2 separate regions of the Homo sapiens genome follow, and region 2 is linked to region 1. Evidence: chromatin loops called from intact Hi-C (ENCODE). Cell type or tissue: heart left ventricle. All regions are shown on one strand. Links, peaks and the distances in the headings refer to the core of each region. The heading gives the core; the rest is flanking DNA.

The links. Hi-C counts contacts between places; a loop is a spot of excess contacts. Peaks named below come from ENCODE experiments on the same cell type or tissue, not always from the same donor. Only the 100,000 strongest peaks of a DNase experiment are listed, where the experiment ranks them.
Region 2: it touches region 1 in a loop (4-fold over the local background); 9 of 110 quality-filtered maps call a loop at or near these places.

The regions. Positions count from the first base shown.
Region 1 is chr2:229,581,229-229,592,170 of GRCh38, reverse strand. It overlaps DNER (delta/notch like EGF repeat containing), which reads left to right. Exons shown (of 13, transcript NM_139072.4): 2 at 283-591; 3 at 3,683-3,777; 4 at 6,147-6,313. Among named protein-coding and RNA genes, the nearest start is that of DNER, 130 kb to the left of the region's middle. In heart left ventricle, for the core only: CTCF peaks have their summits at 4,674 and 4,874 (motif pointing right); a DNase peak (open chromatin) is centred at 4,870; H3K4me3 peaks cover 444 bases.
Region 2 is chr2:228,694,517-228,705,458 of GRCh38, reverse strand. No RefSeq gene overlaps it. Among named protein-coding and RNA genes, the nearest start is that of LINC01807, 89 kb to the right of the region's middle. In heart left ventricle, for the core only: a CTCF peak has its summit at 5,871; no DNase peak of the experiment used is centred there.

The DNA of each region.
Region 1 (10,942 bases), core at 1,466-9,465:
AACTGGTTACTGAAATCGACATTATTGGGTGTTTTGGGTTTTGAGGAGGCTGCTCTCCACTTTGTATTTTCTTGCTGGGTGCCTCTTATCTGTGGTAAGGTTAATGTTCGGATGACCTTGGTGTACACCCCACCCCACAACAGCACAAGTAGTTAAGGAGTGTATTCCACAGGAACAGCATTTCCATTACAGCAGTCGCTCTGAGACACAGAGCTAATTTCCCAGCGATGGCACCACTTTTCTTATGAGGGAATAATTGACCCATTTATGGTCTCGTTTCAGCTTGTTGCAGATCCTTGTGCCAGCAACCCTTGTCACCATGGCAACTGCAGCAGCAGCAGCAGCAGCAGCAGCGATGGCTACCTCTGCATTTGCAATGAAGGCTATGAAGGTCCCAACTGTGAACAGGCACTTCCCAGTCTCCCAGCCACTGGCTGGACCGAATCCATGGCACCCCGACAGCTTCAGCCTGTTCCTGCTACTCAGGAGCCTGACAAAATCCTGCCTCGCTCTCAGGCAACGGTGACACTGCCTACCTGGCAGCCGAAAACAGGGCAGAAAGTTGTAGAAATGAAATGGGATCAAGTGGAGGTGAGAACGTTATATCATGTGCATTTTTACATTAGAAACCAGAAATCTTAAAGTGACTCCAGCGGTTCTAGTATCAGCAATTAAAAATGAAAGCATTTTAAGTTAAATCACGAAGCAAAATATCTCCCTAAACTTATTCCTGTCTGCATTTGTGTGTACGATGGTTTTATAAGTATAAAAAGAGTAAACAAAAAAATGAATCAAATTATTTTTTGGAATGGTATCCACATGTATTTCTGTGAGATAATCTTAGATTTTGGGGAAGACAGCTCAGTGTAGTCATGTAAAGGAACATGTCATAGGACCCTCCATCATTGACCTTATTTTCCTTTCTGGGAGTGTGTCTTAGTCTGTTAAGGCTGCTATAACAAAAATGCCACAAACTGGGTTGCTTATAACCAACACACAGTATTGGTCCATTCTTGAGTGGTTATGAAGAAATACATGAGGCTGGGCAATTTATAGAGAAAAGAAGTTTATTGGCTCATTGTTCTTCAGGCTGTACATAAAGCATGGCACCAGCATCTGCTTCTGCTGAGCCTCTGGAAGCTTACAATCATGGCGGAAGGCAAAGGGGAGCCAGTGTGTCACATGGCAAGAGTGAGGGCAAGAGAGGGAAGGGAGAGGTCCCAGAAAACAATCCAATCTCACCTGAACTCACTTATCACCAAGGGGACGGTGCTAAGTCTTTCATGAGAGATCTGCCCCCATGGCCCAAACATCTCCTACCAGACCTCACATCCCACATTGGAGATCACATTTCAACATGAGATTTGAAGACACAGATCCAAATCATATCACAGACATTTATTTCTCACAGCCTTGGAGACAAGGAAGTCCACGATCAAGGCAGATTCAGAGTCTGGTGAGGGCCTGTTTCTTCACAGCCCGCGTCTTCTCACTGTAACCTCACATGGTAGAAGGCGCTATGGAGCTCTTTCAGGTCTTTTACAAGGGCACTAATCTCATTCACCAGCCCTGTGCCCTGCTGATCTAACCACCTCTCAAAGGCCCCACCTCTTAATACCATCATCATGGTGGTTAGGATTTCACCCATGAATTTAGAGGGGCGCAGACATTCAGACCACAGCAGACCGCAACACTCAACTATTTTTTTACTGTTGTCATTTAGGTTCTATTTTTGGTACCTTGAAGTATTTCAATGGGGTTTAGAAAGAAGAAGCTATCAATGATTTTGACATATTTTTAGAATGCATTTGACAAAGAAACTTCCAAGTTTTATTTATTTTGGCAGCAGCAAATTCTATTTGTTGGAACTTCTCCTATCAAGTTTGAGTTTGGCTGTTTTATCTTCAAGCTCTTCAAAAGTCTTTTCAGTAGACTCCTAGAAGTTGACATAAAATAAATTTGCTGGGTAGAAGAGTTGGGGAACAAATCCAAATCATGAGTTTGAAGTGACACTGGGGAGTGTAATTCCATTCTATATCTTATACTTTATATGTATGACATCCATATAAACCTGTGTCGGTATGTTATTATTACGGGTTTCATCGTTTAAATGAAAAAAAAAAAAATAGATTTTTGCATAGCATGTATTAGAGTCAAGGACTGCATCTAGAAATTTCCTTTATTATAAAAGAGATAGTAGCATTTCTCCTTTTATTTTCTTGAGTAATTCTCACCAGTTGACCCACTTTTTTTTTTTTTTTGTATTACCACACAGCTTATGAAGGCCACATTCAGACTGCAGGGCAATGTTTTTAGCTTACCTAAAAAACTGTGAACTTGCTCTGATTTCAGGCTTTTAATAAATGCTTTGAAGTTATGATGTTAATGCTTCTTTGCTGGATGACTCAGTTCTTGAATGTGAACTAGATTTGATTCAAGTTTATCAAAGAAGTGTCCTTTAAAAGAAAATTTCTCCCTAACCAGCCATTTCAATCTATTTATTTAAAGTCATGTTATTTTACAGTTGGTAAGTGTAAAAAAGAAAAAAAGGAAATGCCTCATCTTCCTATATCATGGATTATTTCTTAGGCTGCTCATGAAGCAGATTTAAAGTGCCAGAGGAAGACATGTTAATATGTATGCCTAACCTGATGGAAACCAGGAGGCATATTATTATCCCCTTTCTGTGAAGTAATGATGCTTTGGAAACATAAAGTTATTTGGAGACTTAGAGGCTTGGGTAGCAGCCATCTGTCATACAAATTTAACAAGTTATACTCACATCTTTGAATATCAGTGGTGGGCTTAATCCATAGAATCTGATTGTAGGGCATTCTGGAAAATAAGATCTAAGTGTGGGCTGTGGAGTGAAATTGCTGAGAGTTTCTGTATTGTTCTCAATTAATTCTGTGATGATGAATACTTTTAATACTGCTTCATTTTCATTGACATGGGGGAGGACAGTAATTGTGGCATGAGGACTAAGTGCATAAATTGGCCAGGTTTATGCTCACTGGACATAGCTCAAGGTTTTGCAGTATGCTTTTTGATGAGCACAGTCCTCCCCCCACCAATTGATCTCCTTTTTAAAAAAATATACATCCATATAATACTTTTGGGAAATAATTTAAAAGCGAAGGTATAGCCTACAAGGAAAAAGAAAGGCAGCGTTCAAGCTCCCCAGCCTTAGCATGTGCTCCTGGACCCATCAGCACACAGAAGAGTCATCAGACCTGATACTGCATGCACTTTGCAAGTCGAAGGCTGGCTTGCCTAGTCATTAGGCTTTTACCTGCTGTTTGTAAGTTAGTCCTTAAAGTTGGCCTCCTGGTTAGCATCAGGTTAAGCATAGTGCAGGGGTCAATGACTGCTTGTTAAATGAATGGAAAATGAGCAGGGAGTGACATCTGCTTCCTGTCCTGCAATATCCTATTGATCAGTTTTAACAATCCCAGGAATTTGTAGATTGCTCTCAGGGAAGCTGTTGCATTTCAGAACATCAAATGACAAAGATTTCATTTTCTTTTGAGTTTGTAAGGCTTCACTTCTTCATCTCCTCTCTAGCCCTACCCCCGCATCATCAAAAGGGATGAAGGAAATTCAGCATGGAATTTTGCTTTATCACATTATGTTATACTATAAACAACCCCAATCATATGTCGTTTTTTTTTTCCCTTCCCAGGTGATCCCAGATATTGCCTGTGGGAATGCCAGTTCTAACAGCTCTGCGGGTGGCCGCCTGGTATCCTTTGAAGTGCCACAGAACACCTCAGTCAAGTAAGAAAATTCTGAGTTACAAACTGTTAAGAGTGATGCTATGACCTATAAGTGGGGTTGTGTCCATCCGCGGACCTGGTGTGTAAGTGGCCTGTCAAGTGAGAATCGTGAACAGATTCCACGGGTAGATGTGGCCCCTGCCATTTGAAAACTAGAGGAAGCGATTTCAGAGGCAATTACAGTGAGGGTTTTCAGGCTGGACAAGTGGAATTGAGAAATTGGACTGGATGAGTCTGGTGTGAGGTGACAAACCGTGAGGCCTTAGATAAGATCTCAGCCAGATTCCTTGTCTCCCAAATGCTTTGCTTCCCAAATTATTGGCCTCTTAAGATTTTATTGGACCATCAGTTACATTCAGATGCATACTTTGCCCCAAATTTAAATTCTACATATTACAATTTTCTCTTTATTTTTTATAATTTTTATTTATTTATTTATTTTTACAGTTTTCTCTTTAAAAGCAAGCGTACAAAGAGAGTGTTTTGTTTAAAATTCAAGCTATTTTAAATGACAGGGTCCATTGTCACCGGTGGGGAAGAGGGAGAGGCATAGGGAAGCAGTGCTGGTTGAGACCTGATATGTGTGGTGCTTTATATGAGGCTCAAGTCAGCAGGTGCCCAGGAGCACAAAGCTGGGGGTGGGGTATGGGCCAGTATTAGGGTGCCCCAGGCCGGCTGACAACCCCCCACTGCCCATCCTTTTCAGTTGCCATTGACTACCACCCTCCCCACACTTTCCATGCAACCTAAGGGGCATTTGCTGTCCAGTCTTTGGGGATTTTTAGAAGACTGGGAACACGTGGCCTGGTTAACCAATCTGTTGCACTGGCTCCCTTTTAAGGGGCCTGCGGGCACTGTAGGTCTCTTCCATGTATCCATCGCCATTTTTGTCTACCTGGCTTTCTAAACAGTGGAGTCCCTGAACATGTTTGGAAGAGGGACTTTGTTACATTGCTCTTGCACCCTGGGTCACCACAGCCTTGAACTCACTCTGGCAGGGGAAGAGCCTGGAAGGGCTGCTTGGGAATTCCTGGGCTCAGGAGGAACGCTCCCATCCGGAGAGGCGGGAGAGGTGAAGCCTGAGGCAGCTTCGAGCTCTACCAGCAGGGGGACCCCGGTCCTAAGCGTTTCTTTCACTGCTCAGACTACAGCTGAAACCCCTGCCGTCCTGGGCTAGTTTTAGGAGCAGGATCTCTAGTTTCCTTTACTCTTAAAACATCTCTCGGCCCTTTCTTGTCTAGATCATATTATCTTACCTTGATAAACCTTTCCAAATTTTCTGGTCTTCTATCTCGTTAAATGCTTTTGTTTTTTTCCTCTCAACAAACCTGCCATTCTCTGAGACTCCCTTAAGCTGCAGAACGGGACCGAATTAGCAGAGTCTGACTCAGACGAAGTGAGATGGGAGTGCCGAATGACCTGAGGGCACTGAATTCACTTGTGGGGGTTACTAGCTCCTTACGCTTTCATTTCCTCATGAATTTAGTCACTGATCAAAGCTTTACTGAGCCCCTGCTGCACGCCAGGAGCCCTGTGCTGGGGGAGCGGATCTGTGCGGAGTCTACTGTGATCTTCTCCAGGAGCACTGGGGAGAATGGGCAGCTGTTGGGATGTTGGGAAGTGGTCAGGAGTCTCTGGGAAGAGGTAATATGTGGGCTAGGAACACATTTCCAAGGTGGAGAAGGAGACAAAGCTTGGGAGGTGAGAAAGAACTGGGTTGGGGTAGCTCGTAGTAGCTGAAGCATTGGGCTGTGAGGAGAAAAGCGCAGGAGGGCAGCTGGGGTTGGGGTTGGGGTTGATGGGCTTTCTGTGACATCCTATTCTCTGTGGGGTGGTTTTGTGTGTTTTTTTTTTTTTTTTTTTTTTTTTTTTTTTTTTTTTTTTTTACCAAAAATGAGCCAGGGGAGGCCTGAAGCATTGGGAGGTGGATTGTATGTGATTGTGTGTGTGTGTGGGTGGGTGGGTGGGGGGTGTTGGGGAAAGGTGACACACTTTTGCTTATTTTGGCAGCATAACTCAGGTGGCTGTGTTGGGTTGCAGTCCACGTTTATGACAAATTTAAGCAAAACTCTTTTTATATTGTGTGGCTATGGAAGGATTTGTCTGAAAGAGAACTCAGTGTACTCTTTTACTGTTCATCAAAGTGGTTACTCAAAGGTGAGTTACCAGTGACTCATTTTGTGGTACACTGTGAACAAGTGGGAGTGTACGCCTTTACAGTGGACGCCCGCGTATCTGTTTATGCCATCGATCTCCTGGTACCTTGGTAGATGCACATACCATCTTTGTATTTATTTTTAATTTGAAGAACTGGTTCTAAGATGAATTTTTCTGAAAGGAGCTTTCTGTTTACATCATTCCTGTTTCCAGGATTCGGCAAGATGCCACTGCCTCACTGATTTTGCTCTGGAAGGTCACGGCCACAGGATTCCAACAGTGCTCCCTCATAGATGGACGAAGTGTGACCCCCCTTCAGGCTTCAGGGGGACTGGTCCTCCTGGAGGAGATGCTCGCCTTGGGGAATAATCACTTTATTGGTGAGTTACCAAAATCTTCTACTCAACACTGCATCTGATTCAACCCAACTTTGGTTTGGTGTTGAGACAGTAGGTAGGGAATTTTGCTCAGATAATCTGAATTCTATCCATCAATGCTATTTCTTTCACTTTGGTAAGGTTTTAGAATAAAAACTGGATTCTAACATAATATTTCTTTTTTTCTTTTTTTTTTTTTTGATGATGGAGTCTCGCTCAGTCACCCAGGCTGGAGTGCACTGGCGCGATCTTGGCTCACTGCAACCTCTGCCTCCTGAGTTCAAGCGATTCTCCTGCCTTAGCCTCCTGAGCAACTGGGGCTACAGGCACCCACCATCATGCTCGGCTCATTTTGCATTTTTAGTAAAGATGGGGTTTCACCACCCTGGCCAGGTTGGTCTTGAAATCCTGACCTCAGGTGATCTGCCTGCCTCAGCCTCCCGAAGTGTTGGGATTATAGGCATGAGCCACTGAGCCTGGCCCTAACATAATATTTCTAGTGTGGCTCAAAGTGGAAAGGCATGGGCTCTGGAATCCAGCGACTGTGTTCCAGCCCTGGCGAAGGCATCACAGGTGTGTGATCTTTGGTACTGAATGCTCTGGCCATCAGTTTTCCTTTGGAATCTTTCATCTGCTTCTTTTTCCAGAAATTGTGGAAAACTTGAGGTGTTGGATGTTGGTCTCTCAGGATAACCTTTGTTCCCAGTTGATTTTGGCCTGACTTAGGGCGTTCAAACACAGCACCTCACAGTGATTTGCCACTGCAGGGTCCCCAACTCAGAAGTAACTGGTGGGATTATAGCTCTCTTTGGGGCCCCTCTCCTCCATAACCACCCCTCCTGCATCAGTCACTTCTAACTTTTTACTCTCTCTTGAACTTGCTTCTGTAGTTTAACCTTCTCAAACTACCACGTGTCCAATTAACTGTTTTCTTTTCTTTTTCTTCTTCTTTTTTTTTTTTTTTTTTGGGACGATCTCAGCTCACTGCAACCTTGGCCTCCCAGGTTCAAGCAATTCCCCTGCCTCAGCCTCCCAAGTAGCTGGGACTACAGGCATGTGCCATCACGCTCAGCTAATTTTTTGTTTTGTATTTTAGTAGAGACGGGGTTTCACCATGTTGGCCAGGATGGTCTTGATCTCCTGACCTCGTGATCCACCCGCCTCGGCCTCCCAAAATGCTGGGATTACAGGCTAATTAGTTGTTTTCTAATTCCTCCGCTTTGGCGTAGAAATGGCCGCCAGAAAGAGAGACCCTCAGTATTCCCTCCCCGACCCACTGCCTCTTGCTTGGACACTTGGACAGTTCCCAGAGGATCACCTTTCCCCTAGTTTAGCATTCTGTGTCCTTTCAGTTGTCTTTGTTTCTCATCCAGCATATAGTACCTTTGGGGTTGGAACTTGGAACTCTGGTGCCTTCGTGTGCTGACATAATGTTCCACCTTGCAGCTCAATTCAAAGGCCTGAGCTCAAGTTTAGAATCTACCCATCCCAGTCCAATGCACCCAGGCAACTTCTTGCATCCTGCTGTTAATTCCTTCTCCTGTCTGACTATATATTGCAACCATCCTCACCTGGAGGATGGGGTAGGCATCCTCCTAGCAGCACCTGTCTCTCAGGGTTGTTTGTCAGCTTAAATTAGATAACGAATGTACAAGGATAATTGACAAATGTTAAGGATTATCCTAGGGCATTTTCTCTATTTTTTTCTGGTGTACACTAAATATTTTGCTAAATGGAAAATATGCATTTAGACTCACCCTCCAAAATATGATGCAAATATCATAATGAAGATAAAGGGATGTAAGAAAATGCTCAGGTCTCTATAATTTATATTGCACTTTATGTTTGACTGACCCTCTTCTGATGAGAAGTTCTTTTTTTAATCTTTGGAAGTCCAGCTGGGGGAGCAGGAATTTTACTGGGTGAAAAGAAGGTAAAGAGAAATTTATTTCGGGAATGAACATAGCTTGACAAAGAGACGAGTGCATTTCACTTCAGACTGGTGTTTGACTATCAGGATGAATGACAGATAATCAGAAATTGTGTGATAAAGACTTGTCAAGAATCAAATCTGAATTTCACTCCCCAATACATTTGAAGTAACTGTTATTTACTTCCATATCTGCTGTAAAGATTTATCTAAAAGGATGTAGTTTCTGTATTTTGATAGTTTTATTTTATATTGAATTTAAGTTTTTCTGTTTGGTATCACATGGAGCTAATATTTCAAGAAAACATATAAAGTATCACTACTCTTTAAAATGTCCTTAACGTTACCAGAAGATACTTATTTAGCATTCAGACAGTCTCTGACCTACGCTGGTTCCACTTAATGACTTTTGACTTTACAACAGTTTGAAAGCTATTAACATTCAGTATAAGCTGTATTTCAAGCACCCGTACAGCTATTCTGTTTTTTACTTTCAATACAGTATTCAATAAGTTGTATAAGATATTCAACACTTTATTATAAAACAGGCTTTGTGTTAGATAATTTTGCCCATCTGCTGGTCAATGTAAGTGTTTTGAGCACGTTTAAATTAGGCGAGGCTAAGCTATGAGGTTTGCTAGGTCAGGTGCATTACATGCATTTTTGACTTACAGTATTTTCAGTTTACACTAGGTTTATTGGGATATGACCTCACTGCAAGTTGAGGAGCATCTGTATAAGTTCATATTTTATACTACTTTTGATGGTAACATAACTATGACCTTAGACTGACATTGAGATTGAGGATGGGGATTAATTGAGATGGATTTTCCAGTATTAATGTAAATTTATTCTTTTGGGATAGAAGAAATCTTGTGAACTCGTACATATTTTGAGCTCATTTTGCTAATCAAAAATTTTGTGGAAAAAATTATCTTTGGATGAAACGTATTATTCCTTATGGGAATAATCTTTAAAACTTTGATATATTAGGTCAGGCGCGGTGGCTCGTGCCCGTAATCCGAGCACTTTGGGAGGCTGAGGCGGGTGGATCACGCGGTCAGGAGATTGAGACCAGCCTGACCAACATGGTGAAACCCCGTCTCTACTAAAAATACAAGAAATTAGCCGGGCGTGGTGATGGGCACTTGTAGTCCCAGCTACTAGGGAGGCTGAGGCAGGAGAATGGTGTGAACCCGGGAGGCGGAGCTTGCAGTGAGCCAAGATCACGCCACTGCACTCTAGCCTGGGCAGCAGAGTGAGACTCCAACTCAAAAAAGAACTTTGATATATTAATAACTATGTTAAGGAATTCTTTTCCCCAAATTATACTTTTGATTATGAGGAGAAAGCAATGATTTTGAGTAACATCCTTTATTTTGATAAACCATTTTTTTTTCATTTTGAAAATTTGATATCTTTCTAAATTTTCTAGTTAGGGCTTTCTGGGTCTTTTATGTGGCTTTGTAAGGAGATCACGATCTTTTGGTGTTATTCTCTTCAAAGGTAGCCAGCAGTCCTGTCCCGAGCTCTTCCTGGGGAGGGATGGCCAGGTTCCTAACCATGATAAATCAACTCCACCTCCACACCGCCAGCTGCTTCTCTTACAAAATCTTTTCATCCTTCAGAAACAAGATGTACCTTTTGCAATCTTTGCGGAAGCCTGATGCTCACTACGTTAACATGTGCTTAACGCTCTTTTTGTTTTGTTTTTAAAAAGGAGCTTATTAAAGCAATTTACTTTTACAATCTGGACTCTCCAGACACAAATACGTTTTAGCTCAGACTATTTTTAAGAGTACAGTGGCGTTCATTTAACAAACAAACCAATGTTAGGGTGGGCGGAAGAAAACTTCCACGGTAAAGGAAGAGTAAAGTTTCAGAATTATGTCGCTGTGTTTCTGTCCCTCCTGCTTGTTTTTTAGAGAGAAGCTGAGGCACTTTCAGGAATTGACTGTCTCCTGCTTCCCATTCACTCTCAATAGTTTGCACATACATAACTAAGGACCACAAATCTTAAATTCAGCTGGATAATAAATAAATAAATAAAAATAAACATAACTGATGACCAAAGGTATTTTCCTGTTTCTATGCAACAGAGCAGAGGAGTTCCTTCTGTGTCTTTGGGAGACAAACTTGGTTGCTGTAACCAGATTTACACAAATACTCTTTAAAAGTTTATTGCCGAGAGCCTAATGTTCTACATTCCGGATTAAGAGAATATACTTACATTTGGCTTATTTCCATGTTACTACAGTTCATTTCTTTATGGTTTTCCTTCATGACCACTGCCTTGTTAATATTTATAGTATTTTGCAGAAAGAAAGAGTTGATAGAACTTTTTACCAAGTGTGTTGTTCTTCCCTCTGTGCCTCAACTTCTTTCCTGCTGTGTTGCCACCAAATTTCGACTCTTCTGGCCTCTCTTTACTTATCTGTCCTGTTTACCCTAAATATGTTACTTCCAAATATGTTATTTGCCTGATGCCACGCATTGGGGTAAATATCTAAATTAGCCTTTTGTTTAACATTGCCCGCTTCTCGGGGAGCATCGGAGGTGCTCATTAGTGTCCTGAATGATTCATTTGCTGGATGTTTCGTATTTTCAAAGAGTCAAATTCATTGCTCCAGTCACATTTCCATGAAACAGTTATGGCTTGCCTGTCTTAAGTATGGGATATATATGTATCTTTAAACTTGCTG
Region 2 (10,942 bases), core at 1,589-9,588, 890 kb after region 1:
GAGAGACGAGGCTGCAGTAGGGCTGTTTACCTCAGAGACAAAAGGAGACTAGGGCTGGTCTCCGGGAATCATAAATAAACATGAACTAGAAGGCTCTGGAAGACTCTCAGATAAAACACTGGTTCACCAGCACTGAGAAGGTGGGCGTGCCTAAGGATGATCTGAGGGTGCCCCAGGAGTTTGAGGAGGAAGGGACAGACTAACTCTTCACCCTGAGTGTCCCTTGGCTTTGTAGATTCAGGGAAAGGAATTCTAGGAACTAGAGACTTAGGGTTCAAAATGTGTAGGTGTCAGTCTTGTCCACTTGTGTGAGCAATGTGGTTGGTGCATCTTCTCTGGAGAGGGTATAACTCTGATGATACCCCTGGGATATGCAGAGTTCAGATAACTCTTGAGGGGTCAAGGACGCCAGCCCACAGATGCCTAAAAGAGTTTCCCTTCTCCTCAAGTAAGATTTCCAAGGATCCTTACTGCTAGGAAAACTTACGGGCTGCCTAGATTAAATCAGTTGTGTTAGCTCAAAGAAGAAACTTTCCTTGTAAAACGCATTATCTAGGTGTATAGAACCCCTAACAATTATTTGCCTTTTCATGTTTCTTAGGTTGAAACAAATTCTTATGTAGTTTCATAGTTATTAGCAAAGTGACATCTTGATCTTTAACATTCAGCCATATTTAAGAAGACTGTAATAGTTACTTTGATATGTAATATTTAGAGATAAGACTGATGGAAAACCAGGAAAAAGGAGTATTTTGGGTTGAAATAGCTAAAATATGATAGTTATATTGTATTACCATTTTTCTTCCACTATCGTTAGTCTAATTCTTTTTCTTTATATATATTTTCAAAATCATTAAGGAAGAGAAATGGGCATTAGCTGTTGTGCTGTTATTTTGATTTCAGAAAATGATTCTTGAAACATCACCTAGGTTCCCATGGCCAGGAGACCCTCTAAAAGGTAAATATTTTTCTACATCACACCTATCAAGACAGTCTCATATCCTGATGTGATGAAACCCTGTTCTCAGAAACAACTTTTACTTTAGGTTACAGCAAAGTCTCCTCCTTCCTCCTACTTCTGTATCTTCCCTCCTCTTCTAGCATTTTCATCCTTCTCATCCTCTTTCTTGTGACTTTTCTTCTCTGCTTCTTCTCTGTTTCCTTCATTGCCATTGAGTGCCTTCAATATACATCACATAAGATGTCTAACCGTGAAGAACTTGGAATGTCATAATAGTATCCCCATTTCAGAGATGAAGAAACTGAGGCTCAAAAATTCAAAGAGATATGCCTATATCTCTTTCTATCACACATCATCACCCTGTTTTATTTTCCTTTCTTATTTATCTCCATTTATAAAGTGAGCTATTTAGTATTGAGTACATTTTTTAATCTTATTCTGGCAACTTGTTTAAATGTTTTCCTGACAAATTTTTTTAACTTGGTAATGGACATTAGTGATGTGACTGGTGAGTAATTTTTTAAAAATCGAAATTAAAGACAATTAAAAAACTAGTACAATACATATTGCTACATGAAAAAAGTCTGAAAAGACAATATATTGTAAGATTCCAATGTTATAATATTTATAAAATGAACAACTATAGAGGCAGTAAAACCTCTCAGTGAACCCCAGGGATTGCGGCAGGAACATGCATAGGTAAAAGACAGGGGATCTGGGGGCACAGTTAAACTACAATATTTGTTTGTGAATTGTAACAAATGTACCACACCAATTCAAGATGTTAATAGGGGAAAGTGAGGTTGGGGGAAGGGAGTACACTGGAGCTATGTACTTTCTGCTCAATTTTTCTATAAACCTAAAACTGCTCTAAAAAATAAAGTCTATTTTTTAAAGCTTTCTTAAAAAAAAAAAAGCTGGTTCAGGGAAAAGATTGGCCAACGTCCAGATGTCAAAATAGACCCCAATTTTAGAATACATTTTAAAGTTGTTAGATAGGTTGCCTGTTAAATGTCTGAATCCCAGTGAATAGATGTCGAGTGGCTTTCAATCATGAACAAAGAACAAAAAGGAACGATTCTAATATAAATTTCCATTTTTCTCATTCACTGCAGACAGCGTTTTCATGCCTTTAAGTTGTGGACAGATGGCTCAGTGACAGGCGATGGGTATTCATACGTGCAGGACTGCATCTCATTACACTCTAACAAGAAGATCGTAATGGAAACAATCAAAACCAAGCCTGGCTAATCACATGCAACAGACACTGATTTTTTTTTTTTTTTTAACTAAGGGCAAGGACATTTTCATGCAGTCTGAGAAATCTGATGATGGATGTTATTTTCATTATCTTTTATTTCTTTTGTTTTTTGAAAAGCTAAGTAAACCAATATAATTTAAAAACTAATTTCCAATTACATTACAGTTATTTTTATTATTGTTTTCCCACCATATTATTTTGGAGCAACCATCTCTTTTTCTTGATTACTATTTTATTATCTTTCTAGAAGTCCTTTAAAATGTCTTTTGTAAACCACTTTCTTCCCTTTAAGATGTGTGCAATCAATAAAGAAGAATCTTTCAGCACAACCTCCCAGTATCCTCATCAACAAAGTAAATTTGAATATGTAGCAAATACACAAGTCTCTACTTTAGTTTATAATGTAAAGTACATGATACCAGCCAGACTTTACCTATAAGTACATTAAAGAAAACCAGCAATCTCATATATTTTGTAGAACTCATTTAATTAAAAATATACATCCTGCCGGGCACGGTGGCTTATGCCACCCAGCACTTTGGAAAGCAGAGGCAGGCAGATTGCTTGAAGTCAGGAATTCCAGACCAGCCTGGCCAACATGGTAAAACCCCGTCTCTACTAAAAATACAAAAATTAGTGGGGCCTGGTAGCATGTCCCTGTAGTCCCAGCTACTCTGGAGGCTGATACAAAAGAATTGCTTGAACCCAGGGGATGGAAGTTGCAGTGAGCCAAGATTGTGCCACTGCACTACAGCCTAGTCAACAGCATGGTGAGACCCTGTCTCAAATACACACACACACACACACACAAAACAAACAAAAAATGCATTCATGCAAGACCCTTTGGTGAAAAAAGTTAGGTTTTTTTTTTTTTTTTTTCAAAATCATTAAAAACTTTAGAAATCCATGACTATTTTAAAGTGATCATTCTGTGGCCTGCAACCATCCTGGGACAGGTGAGCTATTAAGAAACGCTTTCATCCATAACAGGGAGCAAGTTTGGTAGCACTCTAAGTGTCATGAACACATGTGAAAGAAATTGAGTCAATAAGCCATGAGGGAGGTAAAAGGATGATAAATATTTCTCTTTGTAACTGAGGGCTCCAGCAAGACAGCAGGGGCTGATGGAGTAGTGAGGCTGAGTAGACACTGAGATCAAAGAGCATTCTGGAGCATCTGTTATGCACAATGTGTTAAGATGGGATAAGAATGGGACGAGGGTGAGGTGATCAAGAAGATAGACTCATCTGCAAAGTCCCTTGAGATAAACCCATAGAAATGCCAGATAAAGTAATCAGAGCATTATTTTCAACACATAGTTGAGGTACCAACAAAGAAGTGAAATCTTATAGCAGAAATAAACCACAGGGCAAATAACATGAACTGAGATACAGCTTTCCTGGAGGGGTGTCAGGGAAGGGCAATGATCAAACCAGGGGATTGGGCTCCCAGCTTTTTGTGGAACTAGGGAAAGAAACTTTCAGCCTGGGAGAAGCAGGTAATGATTAAAGAGAGCTAACACATTTGGCAAAGAACAACATTGTCTACCCTTTGCTGGCTGCAGGGGAAAAAATGCTTCTCTGGGAATTCTAAACCCCAGCCCTGTCCACTACAGTGATTTGAAGTGGGGAGGTATAAATATTCTGTGATTTAGAAACACAGAACACCAGAAATGTATATAAAACAGGATTTATAGGGCTGTGGAGATACTGTTGTGTATTTTGCCAAAGACAAATCAAAACTCCTTGAAACCATGCTGTCAGGATTTCCAGATAGAACTCTTTTTAAGTTAGGTTTACAATTCAAATTTATAAAACATGCAAGAGAACAAGGTTCAGTAAGCAAGAGACAGTGCACATGAAGTAGGACGGGTAGATTCCGAAGAATTTCCTATAAAATAATTAGCCATAAAAGTAGTAAAACAAATTTAAAATGATTAAAGTATAAAAGCAGGTGTGGAAACTATAAGAAAATGGCACTATAGCAAAATAGAAAGATCAATTAAAAATAATAAAAGATGTCTTAGAAATTTAAATCACAATTGTTAAAATTAAAGTCTCAATGAATGGGTAAAATTGTAGATTAGATACAGCAGAAGAAAGAATTGGTAAGAAGGAAGATAATCTAGACAGTAGTTCCCAATCTTGGCTGTATTTTAGAATCTCCTGGGAATTTTTATAAACCCCTGCGTCCAGCTTACACCCCAGACCAATTAGATCAAAATCTTAAGTAGGGAGAATCTAGGCATCAGTATTTTTTAACATTCTGTGGATTATTTTAATATGTGTGGTTGTTCTAACAACAGCTGCCTCAAGAACAGCACACAGGAAACTGAGTAATGAAAATACCATGAGAAAAATCCTCAAAATAACCACAAACACACAAACACTACGTCTTTTTTTTTTTTTTTTTTTTTCCTTCCAGACAGAGTTTCGCTCTTGTTGCCCAGGCTGCAGTACAATGGCGCCGTCTCGGCTCACTGCAACTTCCACCTCCCGGGTTCAAGTGATTCTCCTGCCTCGGTGTCTTTTTAGTTCTGTATTTATTGAGTGCATTTTCTGTGCCAGGCACTCTGCCAGGTACAGGAGACAAAAAGACAAATGAAATGCAAAAACGAAGAATTTTAAGATGCGTCACAAAATCCAAACCTACTAATGTGCTAATTCTAACAGGAAATTAGATGGCAGCTGAAATTTAGCTCTAATATGGAGAAAAAGCCTTGTAATAGATGTACATTCAGCAATATTACCTCATTGGGGTATGCATGTGCAACTATTGTTTATTTTTTTCCCAATAACTGAAATCTCACGGGGCCTCAGTCCTCTATAATCTTTGCTCCTTCTGCTGTGGGGTTCCTAGCAGCACCTCAACCATGGCCACTCACCCAAGTCTTCATAAGTGTCTTCTGCATCTCCCCTTTTCTGGGGGACACTTACTGCATTTTCCCATTGGGAGAGGAGAGAATAATCTCCCCATGAGGGAATTCCAGTGGAGGGACTTCTCCCCACTGAATTCACCATTTTGTTCTATTCCCCTGCTAATGTGTGGTGGTGGAGGGAAAATGTGGGGTAGTGGCTGGTGTTAAGGTCTGAACTGGAGCCTCTCAGGAAATCTCTGGGAAGGTGGATGAAGCCCAGTTATGACGATCGCATGATCTGAGAATGCGTCATTCTCTGCTTTAGGCCATGCCTCATCTGGAATCACTGAAAAGACATCACCTCACACCTGCATGGCAATGAGGAAAATGATACGTCAACAACCCAATCTTAAAAAAAAATTAAAAATAATAAATTAATAAACCTTTTCTGCTTGCCCGATCCTTTTTCCACAATTAATAATTCATAGTGCCAATTCAAAAAATTAACATTGTACTTGTTATTTTTTTCATTAATCTTGTAACATTCTTGAAATATTGAAAAATGCCAACATTTCAGCATTATTATTTGGAATGAATTTCACTATAAAATGTATAATGCTGGTATTATTTATAAACAATCTGACAGTGTTATCAATATTCTCTAAGTCACTAGTTCACTATAGTTTATATCGATTAAATAATTCAAGTTGAAGACCATATGACCAGACAAAGCACATCTCATTACAGCTAGAGCCCCGATTCCTACCATTTTCTGCATTATACTACCACATAGTGGTTCCTTTTATTGTGGTACACCGACTAGGCTAATACCTCATTTGCCGTTATCAGTATTGTTATTAAAAAAAAAATCAGTGGGACAACAGCCCAGACATTAACACGTGTCCACCATTATACAACACTGTTTATCTATATTAACAAAAGACTCATACAGTTATTTCAAAAATCATAATAAAAGAGAAAAACCCCAGTGATTTTATTAACCTTTCTGGATGAGCTCTGTTTAATAAAGCCCAACAATATTATATTTTAAGATATTTGATAAAAAATATAAAATCAGGGAGGTAGAGAGTTCATTAGAAATAATTTCTTTAAATCTGTCATTTTTACGTTTGAGAAAACTGAGGCCCAGAAAGGGAAACATAAGCATTTGTTGAAGGCCTCTAAGCTTGTTGGTAAATTCACGTGAAAACCCCAGGAACTGTGACTCACACCTAGGCTTTTTCTGTAATGTGTCTCTATACATTAAGAAAACAGCCTCACTGATTTATTGGCAAGAGTGTCAGTAAGTCATGGAAATAATTGGCAAAATGAGATAAGCTCAAACATTATTTTATGGGATAAAATTAAAGGTCACCTGAAACAACGTGACATGTATACCTTGAGGTATGCTTGCCTGAAAAGCAAAAGTCTCCAGGGGCATAAACTCAGGTTAGTGCCTCAGCTCAACGTGAAGCTCATTACCATCCTATAACTTAATAAAGACATGTTTATTTTACTAAGACTAAAGAGATATCACAGTTACCATATTTTTCAGTTATATGAAAGAAAGATATTTTATAAACCTTAGGAAAAATAGAGCTAGGTCAAATTATCTTTATTCTTAACATTTAACCCCATATTGAAACAAAGGAAAGCCGCTGTCAGGACAGTTTTTACTTTTTTTCCCCTCAAATCTTTTTGTACGTTTTTATATTACAACTTCTCAATAGAAAAACCTGTTGGTTACATTTTCATGCAGTTTGAAAATGTTTTGTGTAGTGTTAAATCATGTGAAATTGACAATTCCAAGTCATATTAAATATGTGATGTGAGTAGATACTGTACTAGAATAATTGAGAAAATATTACTATAGTTATTACTTTTCTTTAATCTGTTTAGAAAATCCTAAATTGAAAAAAAAGAAAATACATTTTTAAATGATCAGAAATGCAGTTGTGTGGGACTGCTTTTATTTAAAGATTTCAAATGTATGCTTTTAGAAAGATCAAGATTATCTTCTCCTTGTGTATAATAACTAAGTTAGAAGAGAACAGAAGGAGTGTTCTACATAAAGTGTGGCCCTGGTCATAAAACTAGGTGATAAAAATAAGAAACTCTTCATGATAGATAAATTACCTAAAGGTAAAAGGAGAAGACGGTATCAAGCATCCCTTAGGAACTGGTAAGAAATGTAAATGATCAGACCCCATTGTAGACCTCTTGAATCAGAATTCTCATAATGGGGCCCAGAAATCTATTTAAACACCCAGGTGATTGACTTGCATGCTTAAGTTTTAGCAGCAGTGATCCAGGACCAAGACAGACCTTCCTCCTGCTTTGTCTTCAGATAACTTATTCCTAAAGAGCAAAACCTCATTGTTAACACTGACTGTGACAGTCATCCACTTATTGTCTCTCAATTCCAAATTCACTCTCCATTCCTTATTCTGCAGTAACTGAGATGGGCCCTGTGGATAGTTCTCCTTTGTCAGCTGGTACAATATTGTCAGTAGGCGGTGCTGCTGTACGTTTGCTCTAGGGGGAAAGGGTTTATTTTCCTGGTTTTGGTGCACATCTCTCACTAGGTTCCTCCACCATGAACATTCACCAGGGCCCAGTTCCTGCAGTACAGGTTGGCCAGCATCATGTACAGCCAGCAGCTTCCCTGATACCTCCTCAGGCGTCATCACAGCAGAGTGCCACCAGTACATCACCTCTCCATGAATCAATTGCCCAGGAATCCCTCAGGTAGCTTTGCAATGAGTCCAGAGATGCAGCACCTTTTTGTGAACAGATGTTTCCTGGCAACCCAAAATATTAGGTTTCCCACAAGTTGCATCAGCAAAGAGACTGTGATTTCTCTCCCATCCAGTGACCATTGCACACCCTTTCCAACAAGGAATGCAATTCGCCCCTGAAGAGGTGAGAGACGTGGAGGTGGCTCCTTCCCAGGTTCTCCATCTTGGACCTAGAGGGTTGTAGCTGCTTCTAATGTTTGCTACTTCTGTATTATGTTTTTTTGTTTTTGTTTTTATTATACTTATGTTCTAGGGTACATGTGCACAACATGCAGGTTTGTTACATAGGTATACATGTGCTATGTTGGTTTGCTACACCCATCAATTCGTCATTTACATAAGGTATTTCTCCTAATGTTATCCCTCCCCCAGCCCCCTACCTCCTGACAGGCCCCAGTGTATAATGTTCCCTACCCTGTGTCCATGCGTTCTCATTGTTCAACTCCCACCTATGAGTGAGAACATGTGGTGTTTTCTTTTCTTTCCTTGTGATAGTTTGCTTAGAATGATGGTTACCAGCTTCATCCATGTCCCTGCAAAGGACATGAACTCATCCTTTTCTATGGCTGCATAGTATTCCATGGTGTATATGTGCCACATTTTCTTAATCCAGTCTATCATTGATGGACATTTGGGTTGGTTCCAAGTCTCTACTATTGTGAATAGTGCTGCAAAAAACATATGTATGTATATGTCTTTATAGTAGCATGATTTATAATCCTTTCAGTATATACCCAGTAATGGGATCGCTGGGTCAAATGGTATTTCTGGTTCTAGATCCTTGAGGAATCGCCACACTGTCTTCCAGAATGGTTGAAATAATTTACACTGTCACCAACAGTGTAAAAGTGTTCCTATTTCTCCACATCCTCTCCAGCACCTGTTGTTTCCTGACTTTTTAATGATCACCATTCTAACTGGCATGAGATGGTATCTCACTGTGGTTTTGATTTGCATTTCTCTAATGACCAGTGATGATGAGTATTTTTTCATATGGCTGTTGCCTGCATAAATGTCCTCTTTTGAGAAGTGGCTGTTCATATCCTTTGTCCACTTTTTGATGGAGTTGTTTTTTCCTTGTAAATTTGTTTAAGTTCTCTGTAGATTCTGGATATTAGCCCTTGGTCAGATTGGTAGATTGCAAAGATTTTCTCCCATTCTGTAGGTTGCCTATTCACTCTGATGATAGTTTCTTTCACTGTGCAGAAGCTCTTTAGTTTAATTAGATCCCATTTGTCTATTTTGGCTTTTGTTGCCAGTGCTTTTTGTGTTTTAGTCATGAAGTCTTTGCCCATGCCTATCTTCTGAATGGTATTGCCTAGGTTTTCTTCTAGGGTTTTTGTGGTGTTAGGTCTTACATTTAAGTCCTTAATCCATCTTGAGTTAAGTTTTGTATATTGTGTAAGGAAGGGCTTCAGTTTCAGCTTTCTACATATGGCTAGCCAGTTTTCCCAGCACCATTTATTAAATAGGGAATCCTTTCCCCATTTCTTGTTTTTGTCAGGTTTGTCAATGATCAGATGGTTGTAGATGTGTAGCGTTATTTCTGAGGCCTCTGTTCTATTCCTTTAGTCTATATAACATTTTGGTACCAGTACCATGTTGTTTTGGTTACTGTAGCCTTGTAGTATAGTTTGAAGTCAGGTAGCGTGATGCCTCCAGCTTTATTCTTTGTGCTTAGGATTGTCTTGGGTATGTGGGCTCTTTTTTGGTTCCATATGAACTTTAAAGTAGTTTTCTCCAATTCTGTGAAAGAAGTCATTGGTAGCTTGATGGGGATAGCATTGAATCTATAAATTACCTTGGGCAGTATGGCCATTTTCACAATATTGATTCTTCCTATCCATGAGTATGGAATGTTCTTCCATTTGTTTGTGTCCTCTTTTATTTCATTGAGCAGTGGTTTGTAGTTCTCCTTGAAGAGGTCCTTCACATCCCTTGTAAGTTGGATCTCTCAGCAGAAACCCTACAAACCAGAAGAGAGTTGGGGCCAACATTCAACATTCTTAAAGAAAAGACTAAACATACTAATCAACCCAGAATCTCACATACAGCCAAACTAAGCTTCATAAGTGAAGGAGAAATAAAATCCTTTAGAGTCAAGCAAATGCTGAGAGATTTTGTCACCACCAGGCCTGCTGAACAGAAGCACTAAACATGGAAAGGAACAACCGGTACCAGCCACTGCAAAAATATGCCAAATGGTAAAGACCATTGATGCTATGAAGAAACCACATCAATTAATGGTCAAAATAACCAGCCAACATCATAATGACAGGATCAAATTCAAACATAACAATATTAGCCTTAAATGTAAATGGGCTAAATGCCCCAATTAAAAAACACAGACTGGCAAATTGGGTAAAGAGTCAAGACCCATCGGTGTGCTGTATTCAGGAAACCCATCTCACATACAAAGACTCACATAGGGTCAAAATAAAGGGATGGAGGAAGATCTACCAAGCAAATAGAAAGCTAAAAGAAAGCAGGGGTTGCAATCCTAGTCTCTGATAAAACAGACTTTAAACCAACAAAGATCAAAAGAGACAAAGAAGGCCACTACATAATGGTAAAGGGATCAATTCAACCAGAAGAGCTAACTATCCTAAATATATCTGCACCCATTACAGAAGCACCCAGATTTGTAAAGCAAGTCCTCAGGGACCTACCAAGACACTTAGACTCCCACACAATAATAATGGGAGACTTTAACAACCCACTGTCAATATTAGACAGATCAACAAGACAGAAGGTTAACAAGGATACCCAGGGCTTGAACTCAGCTCTGCACCAAGTGGACCTAATAGATATCTACAGAACTCTACACTCCAAATCAACAGAATATAAATTTTTCTCAGCATCATATTGCACTTATTCTAAAATTTACCAAATAATTGGTAGTAAAACACTCTTCAGCAAATGTAAAAGAACAGAAATCACAACAAACTGTCTCTCAGACCATAGTGCAATCAAATTAGAACTCAGGATTAACAAACTCACTCAAAAGCATGCAACTACATGGAAATTGAACAACCAGCTAATGAATGACTACTGGGTAAATAACG